Linked DNA regions of Homo sapiens: region 1 is linked to region 2. The links are chromatin loops, found by intact Hi-C in ENCODE. Cell type or tissue: PC-3. All regions are shown on one strand. Each heading gives the region's core, and the rest is flanking DNA. Links, peaks and the distances in the headings are about the cores only.

Region 1 (8,343 bases), core at 76-8,075, 190 kb before region 2:
GGATATTTGCCAATCTGGTAAGTGGAAAATAATATCACTAGAAGCATCCATCTCCTCTAAAATTAGGAATAAGACAAGGAAGCTCACTATTATAACTACTGTACAACATCGTGCTATAGTACTTTTCTTCTTGTGATGAGTGAGTTTGGGTATCTTCATCTAGTTAAATACCATTTTTTGGTTTGTTTTTTGATATTGTATTTCTTTTTTAACTTTTATTTTAAGTTCAGGGGTACAAATGCAGGTTTGTTATATAGGTAAACATGTGTCATGGGGGTTTGTTGTACAGATTATTTCATCACCCAGGTATAAAGCCTAGTACTCATTGGTTATTTTTCCTGACCCTTTGCCTCCTCCCACCCTTCACCTTCCAAGAGGCCCCAGTGTGTCTTCTTCCCCTCTATGTGTCCGTGTATTCTCATCAGTTAAATGCCATTTATATTTCCTTTTATATCAATATCCCTTGACTATTTTTCTTTTGGATGATTGATTTTCCTTTTGCTATAAGTTTTTAGAAGCTTTTTTCTATGTATTTTAACATTTCTGTCTGTGATATTTTGTGTGTGAAAAAAAACACACTCAATGTGTTTTTTCCTATTTTTCTCACTTGAAAACACCAATCAACACAGACAGAAGACTTCTGTGACCAAATATGGGGGATCTCTCTGCAAGAAAAGGCAGCCCGTTCTGCAGTAGACACCAGCTGGGTGGCCTCCAATTCAGTTTTGACACCATCTATTTGGAGATAGCATCAGATCCTACAGGTTGAGGGCTCAGGCCCCAAAACTGGCCACCCCCAACCCGCCACCTCAGACACAGATGAAAGTCCAGACCTCCAAACTTCTGACAGGCTGGCTTTAAGTTGGGGTTCCCACAACTTCCTCTTTGGGTTCGATCAGTTTGCAGGGGCAGCTCACAGAACTCAGGGAAACACAGTTATTGGTTATTACAAAGGATATTACAAAAGATATAAGGAAAAGGTCAAGGAGCTTGCCTGCCTTCTTCAGGACCACCACATTCCAGGAACCTCTAAGTGTTCAGCTCTCTGAAGGCTCTCTGAACCCTCTCCCTTTGGGCTTTTTATGGAGATTTCATTGCATAGGCATGATTGATTAAGCCACAGGCTATTGGCTATCAACTTAAATTTTAACTCCCTCCCCTCCCCAGAGGTTCTGAAGTAGGGCTGAAAGTCCCAACGCTCTAATCCCGGCCTTGGCTTTCTGGTGACCAACCCCCATCCTGAAGCTGGCCAGGGACTGCCAGCCATCAATCAATCATTAGCATGCAAAAAGACATACTTTGGAGACTCCAAGGATTTTAGGAATTCTATGGCAGAAAATGGAGATGAACACCAAATAGAAGGCCGGGCACAGTGGCTCACGCTTGTAATCCCAACACTTTGGGAGACCAAGGTGGGTGATCACCTGAGGTCAGGAGTTTGAGACCAGCCTGGCCAACTTAGTGAAACCCTGTCTCTACTAGAAACACAAAAAATTAGCCAGGCGTGGTGGCAGGCGCCTGTAATCCCAGCTACTCAGGAGGCTGAGGCAAGAGAATCACTTGAACCCAGGAGGCGGAGGTTGCAGTGAGCCGAGATGGCGCCACTGCATTCCAGCCTGGGCAACAAGAACGAAATTCCGTCTCAAAAAAAAAAAAAAAAGACCAAATATATATTTCACAATATCATAGATAATGAATGGCATTTTTAAAAAAAAGTTTGTCTATTAACTGCTTACCGTGTTCTTGCCATGTAGGTTCTGTATCAATGTATTCTTATATGGCTTCTATATTTTGAGTCATGTTTAGAAAAGCTTTCCCCACTCCTAGGTTATAAAGGAAGTCTGCAATGCTTTCTTCTAATTCCACTCTAGCTTCATTTCTCATTTATATATTGAATTCATTTACAGTTCATACTGGTAGAAGGTATCCTGTTTAAGTTTTTTCCTGGAAGATTATCTAATTGCTCCATCATTGTTTATTGAATAGTTCATTTTTTTCCTACTTATTGAAGCTATTATATATTAAAATTCCCATAGGTGTGGGGTCTATTTATGTAATTTTTATTCTGTTTAATTTTTTATTAGCCAAAACTTGGGTTTTAACTATTAAGACTTTATAATATGCTTTAATATCTAAAGGGCTAGTCATCCCTCATTGCTTTTTCTGAGTTTCCATGGCTATGTTTTAATTTTCTTTGTGAACTTCAGAGTCAGCTTGTCTAGTTCCAAAAGTATTTTTTAATTTTTAGTATTTTCATTAGGATCATATTAAATTTATTTAACTTAGGGAGAATTTGCAACTTTTCACTGTCAAATCTTCCTAAGAATATGGTACATGTTCCTACTTGTTTTATCTTAAAGATTATTTTAGGGTTTTCTTCATATATGTCTTTACATTTTTTGTTAAGTTTGTTTCAGGTTTACAGTATCTCCAGTTTTCAAAAATGTGTATCTCTGATTTCTTCCTTTTGCCTATTTGCACTGGCCACTACTTACAGTATAATGTTATGGGCAGTGTTGGTAGCGGGTATTCTTGTCTTATTTCTGATTTTAGAGGAGTTTTCCTAATAAGCATACAGGCTTTTGAACCAAAATAGACATATTTTTATGAAATTAAGGAAATATCCACCTTTCTTATTTTCTTGAGTGTATTTTTTTAAATCAATATTAGTTGTTTAATCTCCTGAATGATTGTTTTAACATTTTTTAATACAATCAAATTATTTTTCTCCTTGGATTAATTACAATGATTGATTACATTCATAGATTTACCAATGTTGAACAATCTTTATATTTCTCAAATCAAACCCATTTCCTTTTATGTGACATTGAATTACTTCCTGTTATTTTACTTACACCTTTTGCATTGATATTTACAAGTGGCATTGAACTAATAGTTTTATTTTGGGGGCAATCTTTGTCAGTATCAGTGTTACACTTAATTCATAAGAAGTTTTTGAAAGTTTTCTTTCATCTTCTATGCTCCAGAACAGTTAAAATAGCATTAGAATAATTTACTCTTGAAAAGCTTGGTAGAATTCCTCTATGACAGTCATCTGGCCCTGGAGCTTTTATGTTTGAGAAGATGGCAGTAGGAGCTCTTTAACAATAATTTCTATTATTTTATGAAAATCTATTGAGGTTAATATTGGCAAATTGTAGTTCCCTAGAAATTTCATCCATCAGACAGACAATATCTTCCAAAAAGGCTTCCCAGAAATGGCTGCCAATTTCAGCAGTCAGATAGCTGAACATTGGGTCTCATTATTGCGACATTCCAAGAAACATACAGAACCTAGCGAAAGATTTGCATTCCATCCAAGTTTTATATGTATAGCCAAAGACCAAGCCCTATTTGTGTTGCATGTTCCAGGATGCTTTGGCCTGAAATATGCTTTCCTTTCTCACCTGGGACATATTTACACATGAGTTATACTTTACCCACTTCTAAAAAGAATCTGAGGCAGTACACTTCAATCCAATTCCAGCACGAACCAGGAACATGTGGCAGTCAGCCAGCATCTATCTACATTTTAAATGTAATAATAAGGAATAATCAATTCGTGTTTGTAAAATTCTTTGGAATGACATTATCGTAACCAATATTACTGGTGCATTTTTCTGTGAAGAACAGCGGTTCTCAACAGGGGCGCATTTGCCTCACAAGGAACATTTGGCAATGTCGGGAGATATTCTGGGTTATACAAGTGGGAGATTAGGAATGCTACTGGCATCTAGTGGGCAGAGGCCAGGATACTGTGAAACATCCTATAATGCACAGGAGAGCTCCCTACAACAAACAATTGTCTGGCCCAAAATATCAATAATGCTGAAGCTGAGAAACCTGTGTAGGAATTTTTCTTTCTCTGTTTGTGTTTCAGGATTTTATAGCTACCTTGGGAAAACTTTCAGGATTACATGGCCAGGACCTTTTTGGAATTTGGAGTAAAGTCTACGACCCTTTATATTGTGAGGTAAAAGAAAAAAAAATCACAGGTTAACTTGCAATCTGATTTTATGATTTATGCTTATTTTGAAATAGATGAATATCTTTTCTTTCACTTCTTTATGAATGTATTACTTATACTTCTTTTGACATTGAAACGTAATTCACAACTTCCTTATATTAACTTGAAAATGCTGACTTCTCTTTTCTCTCTATTATTATTTATGTTTTCACCCTTTAGAAAATTACAAGCAAAATTGCTTTTCTTCTATGAGTTTCCACTTTAGTTTTTTCCCCCCTTGGATTCAGTAGGAGCTTATTTATTTTGCAGCCACTCAAAAATGCTGGGTTCCTGTCCTTGGTCTTAATGAAAAAACAATGTTGTTATAAAGAAAGAGGGGAAAATTACCTGATTTCCGAATGTAGAAATAAACAAGCAAAATATAAGCCAGGCTATTTATATTTGCTTAACAAGAAAGAACTTCTTTCTTGCTTTGCGATGCATTTGAAATACCGTTTGTGGCCAGATAAATTACGATTGCTTTTCAAGGTTACATGGTGTTTCTCACTCACCATGCTCCACCTTCTGGCCAAAAGGAGTACTCTCTGTTCCTGTTTTCCCAACTAGCTCACTAAATATGGGGCAAGATTCTGACCACCCACCTAATTCATATTGACTTCTAACTTTGAGGTCATCGTGAGAGTCTGGGGGGCAGCAATTACTTCCGTAGTTCTATCTTAATAACAGATGACACAGTTTGCCTCCATCCATCCTAAAGTTAATTGACCCAATCACATGCTACTTTCCCAGTATTTTCACTTAATCATCAGCAACTATTTCAGTGAAAATTCATTAGCATTGTAAAAGACTCTTCAGTGAAAACAAGAGCCCCCATTTTTGTTCCAGTCATAATTTTTTTTTCTTCCTTACTACAGTTTGATCTGAGCTATTCCAAAATGTGGTCATGTCATGTGATATTTTTTCCAAATCTCTCTCACTTATTTCCTCTGTAGGTCACTCCACTTTGGTCTCCTCTTTCACGAACTCACTTTCTCTCACTCTTAATCCTGCCTTTGAAACTGGGGGACTCCTAATCAACTCTTCCTAACGGGTAATAAATATTGGCACAAGGTCTCACCTGCCCTGCTTGTACTTAACCATTCATTTAACGCATATTTACCAAGTATCCACTGTGTGCAAGGTGCAGGCTTTCCTCAAGAGTCAGTGAACTACAGCCAGGTATGGTGGCTCCTGCCTGTAATCCCAGCACTTCTGGGAGGCTGAGATGGGAGGATCATTTGAGGCTAGAAGTTCAGGATGAGCCTGGGCAGCATAATGAGGCCCTACCTCTACAAAACACTTTTAAAAATTAGCCACGTGTGGCCAGGTGTAGTGGCTCATGCCTATAATCCCAGCACTTTGGGCTAAGGTGGGCGGATTGCCTGAGCTCAGGAGTTCGAGACCAGCCTGGCCAACATGGCGAAATTTCATCTCTACTAAAAATACAAAAATTAGGCGGGTGTGGTGGCGCATGCCTGTAATCCCAGCTACTCGGGAGGCTGAGGCAAGAGAATCGCTTGAACCCAGGAAGTGGAGGTTGCAGTGAGCTGAAATCGTGCCACTGCACTCCAGGCTGGATGACAGAGCAAGATTCTGTCTCAAAAAAAAAAAAAAAAAAAAGTGCCACGTGTGGTGGCATGCACCTATAGTCCCAACTACTCAGGAGGCTGAGGTAGGAGGATTGCTTGAGTCCTGGAGTTTGAGGTTACAGTGAGCTGTGATGGCCACTGCATTCCAGCCTTGGTGACAGAGCAAGACAATGTCTCTGAAAAAAAAAAAAGAAAAAAAAAGTCAGCAAACTAGACCTTGATGGGGGTAGGGGAGAATATATTACTGAAGGCTCCAGAAATATATTGCCTTTCCTAACTGGCCTCTCAGGCAGCCCATTCAGCTTTTAAGGAAATATCATTTAACTCTGTCAGGTTCATAGAAAGATTTCTAACCCTTTCATAAAGGAATGAGGTATTATTTCCCTACTGCACCCTTACTCTGCAAAATATGAGCCACCCACTGATCCAGAGTTAAACCAAAAGCTATGGACTGGGTAGGAATGGGTAAATTCATTTATATAAGCTTTTCTTCTGAAAGTCAATACCACTACTTATCACAATATGAAGTTCTTTTAGAAAGAAATGGCAGGACAAGAAAGTCTGGCCCTACTAGTTCTTGTGAGGTGAAAAAGGATAAGTCAACAAAGAGGACAGTCATATAAATACACATACATTTTTCTTCCTTTTTCTTTGCTACAGAGTGTTCACAATTTCACTTTACCCTCCTGGGCCACTGAGGACACCATGACTAAGTTGAGAGAATTGTCAGAATTGTCCCTCCTGTCCCTCTATGGAATTCACAAGCAGAAAGAGAAATCTAGGCTCCAAGGGGGTAAGTATTAAAAAATGAGAGGAGCATATTGGATTTGTGGTTGAATGATCCAGGTCTGAGTCATTCCCTCCACTAATCAACTGTGTGATCTCAGACAGTTCACTTAATCACTCTTGCACCAGCTTCCATTCTGCAAAATGGGGATATTAATGATACCTACTTCATAGACAGTGAGTATTAAAATGAATGTATGTATTCAAATGGCTTAGAGCAAACAGTACCTGGTACATAATACACTGTCAATAAATGTCATATGTTAGTATAATCATAACTATTACTCACTCAAGCCCTTAGTTTTCTATCTGGAAAATGAAAGCTAAAGCTAAATGATCCTTTCCATCCCCTCCAGATCAAAAATCAAGGATCTGTGTCTGAGCCACATGAAAATCAATTGTGTCTTGTGGCCTATATGATGAATTTTTCAAGTGGGAGGTATGACAAAAGTGGCCTGTTTTCCTGAAACCCTGAGTGGTAGTCATTGTGAAAGCCGATAAAATATATTTTTCAGGCTAATTGTTATATTTTTCAGACCAATTATGTGCTGTTAAAATATGTTGCAATTGACAAGTTTATAACACAGCTTGAAATTTTTCATTGACATTGAAAGCTGTTGAGATTTATTTATCAGTGATGCCTCTTCTTGGTTAGAACTGGCTCTTCGTAGCACAGGACACCCTGTCATATGAAGGCAGACCCAGGCAAGAGGATGCTGGATTCTTGTAATCAGGATAAGTGGATGGAAGAAAAAAGTCAGGACCAGCAAAGACAAGGACAGATGTTGGGGCTTATGAGAGAAACTGGATGGGCAGGCCAAGATACCAAATGAGGTGTCAGACTTAGATGTGGTTATCATAGGTATTAAAACTAGGGATAAAGAAGAAGAGAAAGTTCATCATGTCAGGTTGACGTAATGAGGAAAGTCCAAGCCACAGGAGATGGTCCAAGTCAGGCTGACACACATATTCAAGGCATTTTGAGATTAATACAATCACATCATGATTCCAGCCATTGACAGACACTATTCACCACAGCATCAGGACAAGTCCATCAAAATCCCAAGAGAATGCATAGAGGCAAAGCATATTAGGGCTGGACCAGACTGGGAGGTTGTTCACTGAGGCTACTTAACTAGGGAAAAAATTCAAATCACTGACCAGAAAAGGAATCAATTATAGCTAGAAAAGCAGGGCTGCACACCAGGTATAAAGAGTGAGGCAAGCTGTAACCAGGGGAATGAGGTATGAAACCAGGATGGTCAGGAGCAAATTCATGTGAGATGAATAAAGTAGGTTGGGGCAAAAAATTTAGGACAGTGGCCATTAACGACATGAGGTTGTTGTAGATCTGCTATTACAAAAATCCTGATTGCATGGCACAGAGACAGACTTGATAGAAATGTGCAAGTCCTTACTTCACATTAAACACATGAGCAACAAGATCCAGCCTTGAGGAAGGGAGAGTCTCCAGAGAGGAGTCTTAGATGGAAGCTGGAGTGTTGGAAAAAATTACCAGGCGGGATACAGACTGTGTCTATGGGCAGAACCCAGGAAGAAGCTCAATCTTAAGTGCTTAACAACAAAAGATGTAGAGGGTGCCTTGGAAGCCACATAAGCACTCAGCCTCATTTCTGGCCCACCAGGTGCCAGCAGTGTGACTCAGTTGCAAGCCCCATCAAATGGTGGAAGCGGGACTCTTGATTTATTTCCCCCAACCTAGTTATGGTGGATTCAGGCACCTAGTCCCTCACAACTCAAAGTGCAGTCTACTTTTCAGCATCGGCATCAACTACCACCTGGCTAGAAACACAGGCCCCACTCCCAAACGAGTTGAATCAGGATCTGCATTTGAATAAAATCCCAACATGCTTTATACCAGACAGGAGTTGACAGTAGTCTAATAGTAGATGTAGGGATGTGTATGTATGAATAAGAAATGGAGTTGCTCCACTTTCCTCA
Region 2 (8,343 bases), core at 326-8,325:
CTTCTAAGTAGGAGTTTGTTCTTATAGGCAGTATAAAAACTTTACCTCTTTAGCCTATGTCCAAAAGTTCACATACCACGTTTTCATGGCATTACATTCATTACTTTTTGTATAAGGATGGTATGATTGAAAAAAAAATCTGCCTTATTTTTATTTTATTATTTATTTTTTTGAGACAGTCTTGCTCTCTCACCCAGGCTGGAGTGCAGTGGTGCGACCTCAGCTCACTGCAACCTCTGCTCCCTGGATTCAAGTGATTCTCCTGCCTCAGCTTCCCAAGTAGCTGGCATTATAGGCTTGCACCACCACACCCAGCTAATTTTTGTAATTATTATTATTATTATTATTATTTTAGTAGAGACGGAATTTTGCCATGTTAGCTATGCTGGTCTCAAACTCCTGACCTCAGGTGATCCACCCACCTCGGCCTCCCAAAGTGCTGGGATTACAGGCGTGAGACACCACACCTGGCTTTTTTTTTTTTTTTTGCGACGGAGTCTGGCTCTGTCACCCAGGCTGGAGTGCAATGGTGCAATCTTGGCTCACTGCAACCTCTGCCTCCCAGGTTCAAGCCATTCTCCTGCCTCAGCTTCCCAAGTACTTGGGATGATAGGCATGTACCACCATGCCCAGCTAATTTTTGTATTTTTAGTAGAGGCTGGTCTCAAACTCCTGACTTCAGGTGATCTGCCCACTTCGGCTTCCCAAAGCATTGGGATTACAGGCGTGAGCCAGCATGCCCGCCCTCTTTTTTTTTTTTTTTTTTTTGAGACAGAGTCTTGGTCTGTTGCCCAGGCTGGAGTACTACAGCATGAGCTCAGCTCACCGCAACCTTTGCCTCCCGGGTTCAAACGATTCTCCTGCCTTAGCCTCACAAGTAGCTGAGATTACAGGTGTGCACCACCATTCCCAGCTAATTTTTGTATTTTTAGTAGAGACGGGGTTTTGCTGTGTTGGCCAGGCTGGTCTCGGACTCCTGACCTCAAATGATCCACCCGCCTCAAATGATCCACCCGCCTGGTACTCCCAAAGTCCTGGGATTACAGGTGTGAGCCACTGCACCTGGTCAGCCTTATTTTTCTTAACTAAGAGTAAATTGGCCCTGAAGAATAGTAATGTGTATATTATAAGCTTCTCTACAGGAAAGCCTCTTCTAATTCTTCTGTTCAGTCTTATCTATCATTCTTTGACTTAACTTGATGAAATAAAAAACATATGTCCTTGACTTACAGAGTGTGAACCAAAAGGTCTGTGGTTAGAATCCAGAAGAAATAGGGGTTTATCTTCAGAAACCTGGACTTCATTTGGTCCTCACCCCCATCCACATGCTTTAGTAACTATAGGGAAAAGGTATAGGCAGTAAAAAGCTTCTTGTCTGTGCCTTTCCTTTTACTTGGATCCATGCGGTGGCTTCTGAATGAGATATGAAAAGTGGCTGTGAAGGGGTTAGAAGAAGGTTAGGGAAAAAGAAAAGTTGGGGTATACAAATTTCTTCCCATCCCTGAGCCGGCTTAAGGGACAGCAAGTTCTGTACAGGTCTGGCCAAATGGGGAGATGGTATAAAACCCAACCAGGAAGGGGCATGGAGATAATGAGTCTTCCAGAAGGCCATTACTGAAGCCTGCAGACGTGTCCATGTAGAACAGTCTGGATAAGCTGTAAGCATTGTTGACCCCAGAATTGTGAAATTCTGAGCATGTTATCAATCTGGGATGCTCTTTTTTAGCGATGTCAGTTGCTGGAAATTTTTTCATCAGCTCTAGTCTGTCCTATTTGAAAGGACCAACTTGCCAGGTGCAATGGCTCATGTCTGTAATCCCAGCAATTTTGGAGGCCAAGGTGGGCGGACTGCTTGAGTCCAGGAGTTCCAGACCAGCGTGGGCAACACGGCAAGACCCCGTCTCTATAAAAAAATACAAAAATTTAGCCAGGCATGTTGGTGCATGCCTGTAGTCCCACCTACTCGGGAGGCTCTCTTGAGCCTAGGAGGTGGAGGTCACAGGTGAGCTGAGCTCTCACCACCACACTCCAGCCTGGGCAATAGAGCAAGACCTTGTCTCAAAAAAAATTAAGTTACATTAAAAATGAAAGAACTATTTCAAGAATTAAAGCTTCTAACTCTTGCTGTCTGCCTGAAATTGTAGTATATAAGATGTCAGCCCTACATCCTCTAACTACAGATGATGTAGGCAAATTAAGAGATAAATTAGGTAAATTTACTGCCAGTTGGATTGATGTGTGCTCATTGCTTGAGTTGCCAAATGTTTTTTGTGTTTGAGCTTTTCATTGATGTATTGTGTATCATGTGTTTGATAAAAGGGGCATGTAGTTCTAATAATGATAAAATCCCATGATGTGGAACTCCAGGAATTTATAGTGTTGTGTTGAATTGGAATTTCATTTAGTTAAAATGTGCCCCGTGCTACTCCCAAACTTCAGAAGATACAGATTGTACCCAGCCCCTCTGTAATCATTGAAATCAAGGTTGCTGTGACAACACACATCACCAACCCTTTCTTCTAACTGATATCTTTAGGTGAGTTTGGCAGGTTAGGTGGATTTTGTTTAGGACATGGGGAAAGACAAAGGAGTTAATTACTACTTCAAAGTAAGATAAAAATGACCAAAACTACGTTTTCTTCTCTCTGGCTGCTGAGTAAATGTCATTCAGTCACATGCCCAAGATTTGGGGTAAAAATTTTAAAGTCCTAGGTAGGATTACTCAATCTTGATAAATTTAAATGAGACTGCCTATTTCCATAGGTTCTCTAGCCTGGCATATTTTGTTTTATGATAAATGCTTATTTAAAGGTGCCTCAGTGGAATTTTTCCTGTGATGCAGATAAATTGTGGTTACTCATTATCCAGGGCCCTTGATCACTTAGCCATTTATTAGGTTCTAGAACAGCTTGGTGCTGATGGTCTCAGAGCCTCATAAAAAATAATTTCAGCAGTGAAAATCCTCAAATTACCTAACCTAGAAAATCAGTAGCAAAAGAAGGAACAACAGGAAAAGGAACAGAGGCCAGGGTGAAGATGCTTCTAGGAGCCAGAATTGGAGATGAACTTTTCACATATACATTTCATCGTGGTAGCCAATTCAGTTTTGTGGGATTCTCTGTAAATTTTCCATCTTTTCTCATTTCTCTGAAGTCCAGCAGCCTTGTGCAATCTTGCCACATGCCCATTCCTGGCAGCCCCTGCTCTTCCCATCTTTCTCTGAAGAACACAACTGCCCTATTCTGTGCAAATGACCAGGCAGCACCTTTTAGCCCCAAGAAACCAGACACATCCTCAAGGAGAGGCCAGGGTCCTGGGGAGAGCATCTCGGATTTCATTTGTAGAACTATCCGGGAATTGATTTTGATTTGCCTTTCCTAAAGAGGCAAATGATGGTACTAAAATTTGGTTTCTTCCTTCTAAGCCCATCATTTCACCATTTAGATTTTAGCTCAGAGGTTCCCACATTTTCTCAGTTCACAGTGCCCTTAATAGCTCAGTAATTTTTTCATCCGTCCCCAAGCCAAAAGAAATACCTAATAATTTAGTTTATGAAGTAATTGCAAGACAACTTGAAAGTAGTTGTTTGTATGGTGGTCAGCAGATGGCGCTGTGTTTCAAATTTAAAATACCCAGCAGTTAGCTGGATGATGTGGCAGGCAACTGTAGTCCACATGGACAGGCCGAATCCGCTACTCAGTAGGCTGGGGTGGGAAGATCACTTGAGCCTAGGAGTTCAAGGCCTGGATAGGGGAGTTGCTTGAGCCCAGGAGTTCAAGGCAACATAGTGAGACCCCCATCTGTTAAATACACACACACACAGAGGGGCAAAGGGAATAAATAAATATCCAGCAATGCCCCAGGGTGCCTCAGCACACAGTTTGAGAACTGCGTCATTAATCCACTTTCTAGATGCAGCATTCATGGTTTGGTCTTGTAACCTACTATTTTGATGGGAACCAAGTTGAGCCCACAATCAGAATTGCTCAGAAACTACACAGTCTGGAGTGTTTGAGGTCTTACTGTTAAGGGTTACATCTTTGATGACACCTACTGGATGGTTTTGCAGTAATCATGCTGCAGCCTAAAGTTCAGAGAATATGAGGGTGGTGGGAAATGATCACAGGGTGCTGCTGTAGCTCTGAACTGCGTTGTCAGAAGGGTTTGTTGACCTGGTGGCCTTTTTCCTGAGCAGACTGTGAAAGGCCTGGCATCCTGATTGGCTCAAGGCAGGAGTTGATAGATGCAGGCTCCCACAGTACCTTAAAAAGGAGAAATATTTTTTGTAAGTTCTACAAGTACAAGGTTTTTATAAGTACAGCGTTCCAAGTACCTGGGCACTCTGGTTGGCTTCAGTTACAGCTCACACAGGCTGAGTCATCTCTGCCTATGTATCTATACAAGCCATTTCACATCCATAGTACCAATACTTTTAAGGTCAAAAACAAGATGAATCTGAATGGTGGCCTTTTTGTCCTCCACCAATCCCTGTTTCTACCTTCATCAAACTACTCTGCTGTTTGCACTTCCTCACAACTTCCCTTGCTGCTTATATTTCTTTTTTCCCCTCAGGTGTCTCTCCTTCCCTTCTAACTGGCAGCAGCCCCCTTCACCTCAGGAGCGGGCTTTAGATCCGCTCTGCCAGGCAGCTTGCTAACTTCTGTGTAGCTCTCTGAAGCAGGTAGAGAAATGTTTTGCTAAATGCATGCCGCTCCCACTGCCTTTCTAGTCCTAACCCTCAATGTTCCTTAGTTGTTTGCCTTGTTTCCTACAATTTCAGCTAAAACTATTGCTCAGTATGCAGTATTATGCTACAGTGTCCCTTGCAAGTACTTGTTAGTTTGTGCAGTGCTTCTGAGATGTAATTAAATGTTTATGCAATGTTTAAAATAAACTCTAGAGGGCTAAAGCCATTAATATGCCCATAGGACACATCTCGATAAATGCTGGCATATATGGCATTTTCATGCAATAGAAACTGTTAGAATCAAGGGAGAAATATAAGACTAAAATATCAGTACCCTTTCACATAGCATTCTTGTTTTAACCTATGACAGATGGATGTCCAGAGCCTTTTCTTTTTCAGAGTCCTTGGTTTAGCAACCCTTGTTCGTTTGGTGTTACTTGTTATAATAGCATTTCTTTGCACCAAATGAAAATAGGTTAGTTTGAGTGTTGACAGAAGTGTTTATGTTGAATTTTGTCACATATGACTTTTGGATGAGCTGAGTGTAGAGTTTCTTTTGTCTGTCTGTTTCCATTTTTTCCATTCGACATAGTTCTTTTCAGTGCTCGGAATTTTTTGAAAGATTGAATTTCCCAAATGTAAGAAAGAAAATTTTATCCATATTTCCACACCAGTGTTACTGTCCAGCATACATTTTGAAATGATTTCTAGTCTATAGTGTAGGCAAACATGAAAATAGTACTATGTAGCTGTTTATTAAGGTATAGATGTAATTTAGGTAATTGAAATAGATGATTAGTTTTGTGTGATGGAGTGCCTGAGCAGGTTCTGACATTTTTATAAAGGTCAATGTTTTCACTTGACTGCTTTCTAGAGGTGTGTGTTTACCTTTCTCTCTTGCAGGACCTGGAGTTGCTGGCTACCTTACCGCAGGTACATCTACATCAGTCATGTCTAACCTGCCACCTCCTGTAGACCATGAGGCAGGCGACCTTGGCTATCAGACTTGAAATATTCACGAGAGACAATAAACGCTGAAAGGCCAGTGCCAAGTCCACATTCCTCCAGCTGATACGTTGAAGCAAACTCTTACTGCCTTTCTCCTGGTTTCATGACAGTGTTATTCCTTTTTCTATAAATATATTTTTAGGAAAAAAAGTCAGTGATCCTAATTGTATCACATTATAAGAAAGCACTCTGTGGATCAACATAAGTGGGTACACAAGAATTTTTTTTTTCTTGGTGTATGTAAGCACATTTGTTCCTTTATATCTGTTTACAAAACTGTGAATCAAAAAGACAAAACTTTCTTCCTAGTTTTTGTAATTTTTTTTTTGAACTAGCATGACTGTAGGGTTGAGCTACAGTCAACAAAAATTGGGCTAAGTCACTTTTCCCCAGGAAAGAATATTTCCCTCTCCTGCATCAAGTCTGCGTGGCCATCCTCCCCCCACCATCCAAGACTATTAGGTTTTGTCCCTGCACCCTTCACTGGCATCCTCAATCATTAACCTTCTGAAAGCTCACAGTACACATTAGTATGTATAACTGGCTTTACCAAATTGAATGAAAAGGAGCTTGTGCAAAAAAATTTAAAAATGGATGTCAAGATGTTATGTAAAAGATGAGTGTAATTGTGAAATGTTCTATACACTATCAAATATATAAAGCTTTCTATATTGAATGTACATTATACAGATCATTCATATGTGTACATAAAATTTTAAAAATAAAGGGAATTGACTGCTTTGTTAATGAGATATATTTGTTCTAGTTTAATCTTTCCGTTTGAAGACCTCATATATCTATCTTTATTTCTAAGACAGATGTAGTATTAAACAGACGTTATCTTACATTCGTAACTCTTCATATAGATGGCTGCATTAACATAATCTAATCATTCCTAACTTTAATATTTCAGCCACATCTAAGTTTCCAGACACAGCATCTCATTTATTTTTCATACAACATTCAGGAATGGGTCAGGCTGTTAATAATATGTGACATTAATTCTACTATTTTTAAGAAGAGAAAATTAAATAGCCAGAAGATTTTTCAAGTAACAAATCTCAGCACATAGATTTTCTAGTGTGACCACAAACTACAAGAAAATATAAACATGGAGAATATAAACAAACAGTTCTTAAAGAATGGGGAAATACCCACACTTCCAAGTTTCCTTTCAAAGCAAGAACCAAGTTTATTCCACAGTTGATGTGTAAGAACAGCCAAAATGGAAACTTACTCCTATTCCAAATCACTAATTCAAACTTCTGCATCAAGTTTATCATCTCTAACAGATTATAGAGTAATATGTTAATGGAAGTATTTTAATATGTAACTAGGGTTTTAGTTTCTAGACAATAGTTGGGTATAAAAATGTGTTCACTAAAAAATTATAACAGCTAAATTGGGATTAGGTATTTAGGAGAGCATAAATCAACATAGCAATGTTTTCTTTTAAATACTAAGAATATAAGTATTGTGAATACAATAGTTAAAGGCCCGTTAAATTAGTCTACGATCATTGATGTTTAGATGCCAACAATACTTAACCTTTATTGAATATTTACTGTCTGCTAAGTATTGCATAATCTCATTTAATCCTCAGAACGAACCTGTGGGCCAGTTAATCCTCAGAGCAAACCTGTTGGCCTGGTACTGATATAATTCCCATCTTCCAGGTGAAGAACATGAGGTTCAGATAAGTAAAGCAGCTTACTAAAAGTCACACAACTAGTAAGTAACAGAGTAAGAAATCAAAACTCTTATGTGACACTGAGGTCTGTATTCTGAGCCATAATATGAAGACAACAGCAATGTCAGGCAAGTGTCTGTGATGGGGAAAGCTGAGTTTTGATCTTTGAGGGTGGAGGCTTTATCTGAGATTTAAGCATGAAGTCGTTTGCCTCAGTCCTGAGTTATAAAAGACAGCTTGAGCAGGGTAACAGGAAAGTATATATAGGACACCTGGAGGGGTGGGGGTTGTCTGGTATGGCTGGGGGATAAGGGTCCAGAGAGAACCCAGCCTGAGACCCAGGGAGGAGCCAGCTGGACGGTGTCCTAAGTGCCAAGCTGACGCATTAACATCAAACCTAATAGTGATTCAGGAATGAGATCTGTATTTTAAAATAAACAGCAGTGTGGAATGATCACTTTGGTGCGTTTGTTGGGAGAGGGGCTGTTTAGAGGTAGCAAAACTCAGAGATACACTCTAGTAACCCACAGTCCATCTAAGGAGCAGTGCAGAGGCAGAACACTGGAAATGGGCAAGAGACCATGCCGGACCCTCGTCCGTCCACTGAGGATCATCACCAGATGCTCAGCTCAAGAATCCCTTTCAGTCTAGAACTTCTGTGATCCTTCTCATGCTTAAATTGTTCATTATATGATGAATATCGTGTAAATAAGCTTTATTAGGATTTTGAGAAGAGCACTGTGAAAAAAAAGTTGCAGATAAACTTTCTTGCAACCTACTCTGACTAGGAATTTCACCGCCTCCTTGAGTTTTTGGGAAGGCATGGCCCTCCTTTTACTGGCCAGTAGCAGTGTGACCAAGGAAGGCAGACTTCTTTGTTTCCTTATCTATAAGGTTCATTCTGAGCCCATTCCTCAAAGGGGTGTTATGAGAATTAAATAGGGGTGTTATAAGGCCA

Evidence for each region. A loop is a pair of places that touch in the nucleus more often than their neighbours do. Peaks named below come from ENCODE experiments on the same cell type or tissue, not always from the same donor. Only the 100,000 strongest peaks of a DNase experiment are listed, where the experiment ranks them.
Region 1: a loop joins it to region 2, with 2.9 times the contacts of the local background. A loop is called at or near these places in 9 of 110 quality-filtered maps.

Annotation. Positions count from the first base shown.
Region 1 is chr3:132,338,672-132,347,014 of GRCh38, forward strand. It overlaps ACP3 (acid phosphatase 3), which reads left to right. Exons shown (of 10, transcript NM_001099.5): 6 at 3,881-3,973; 7 at 6,256-6,388. Among named protein-coding and RNA genes, the nearest start is that of ACP3, 25 kb to the left of the region's middle. In PC-3, for the core only: CTCF peaks have their summits at 3,749 (motif pointing left) and 4,552 (motif pointing left); a DNase peak (open chromatin) is centred at 6,290; H3K27ac peaks cover 942 bases.
Region 2 is chr3:132,532,586-132,540,928 of GRCh38, forward strand. It overlaps DNAJC13 (DnaJ heat shock protein family (Hsp40) member C13), which reads left to right. Exons shown (of 56, transcript NM_015268.4): 56 at 5,591-6,447. The coding sequence ends at 5,697. Among named protein-coding and RNA genes, the nearest start is that of ACKR4, 61 kb to the right of the region's middle. In PC-3, for the core only: CTCF peaks have their summits at 3,614 (motif pointing right) and 4,894; a DNase peak (open chromatin) is centred at 3,626.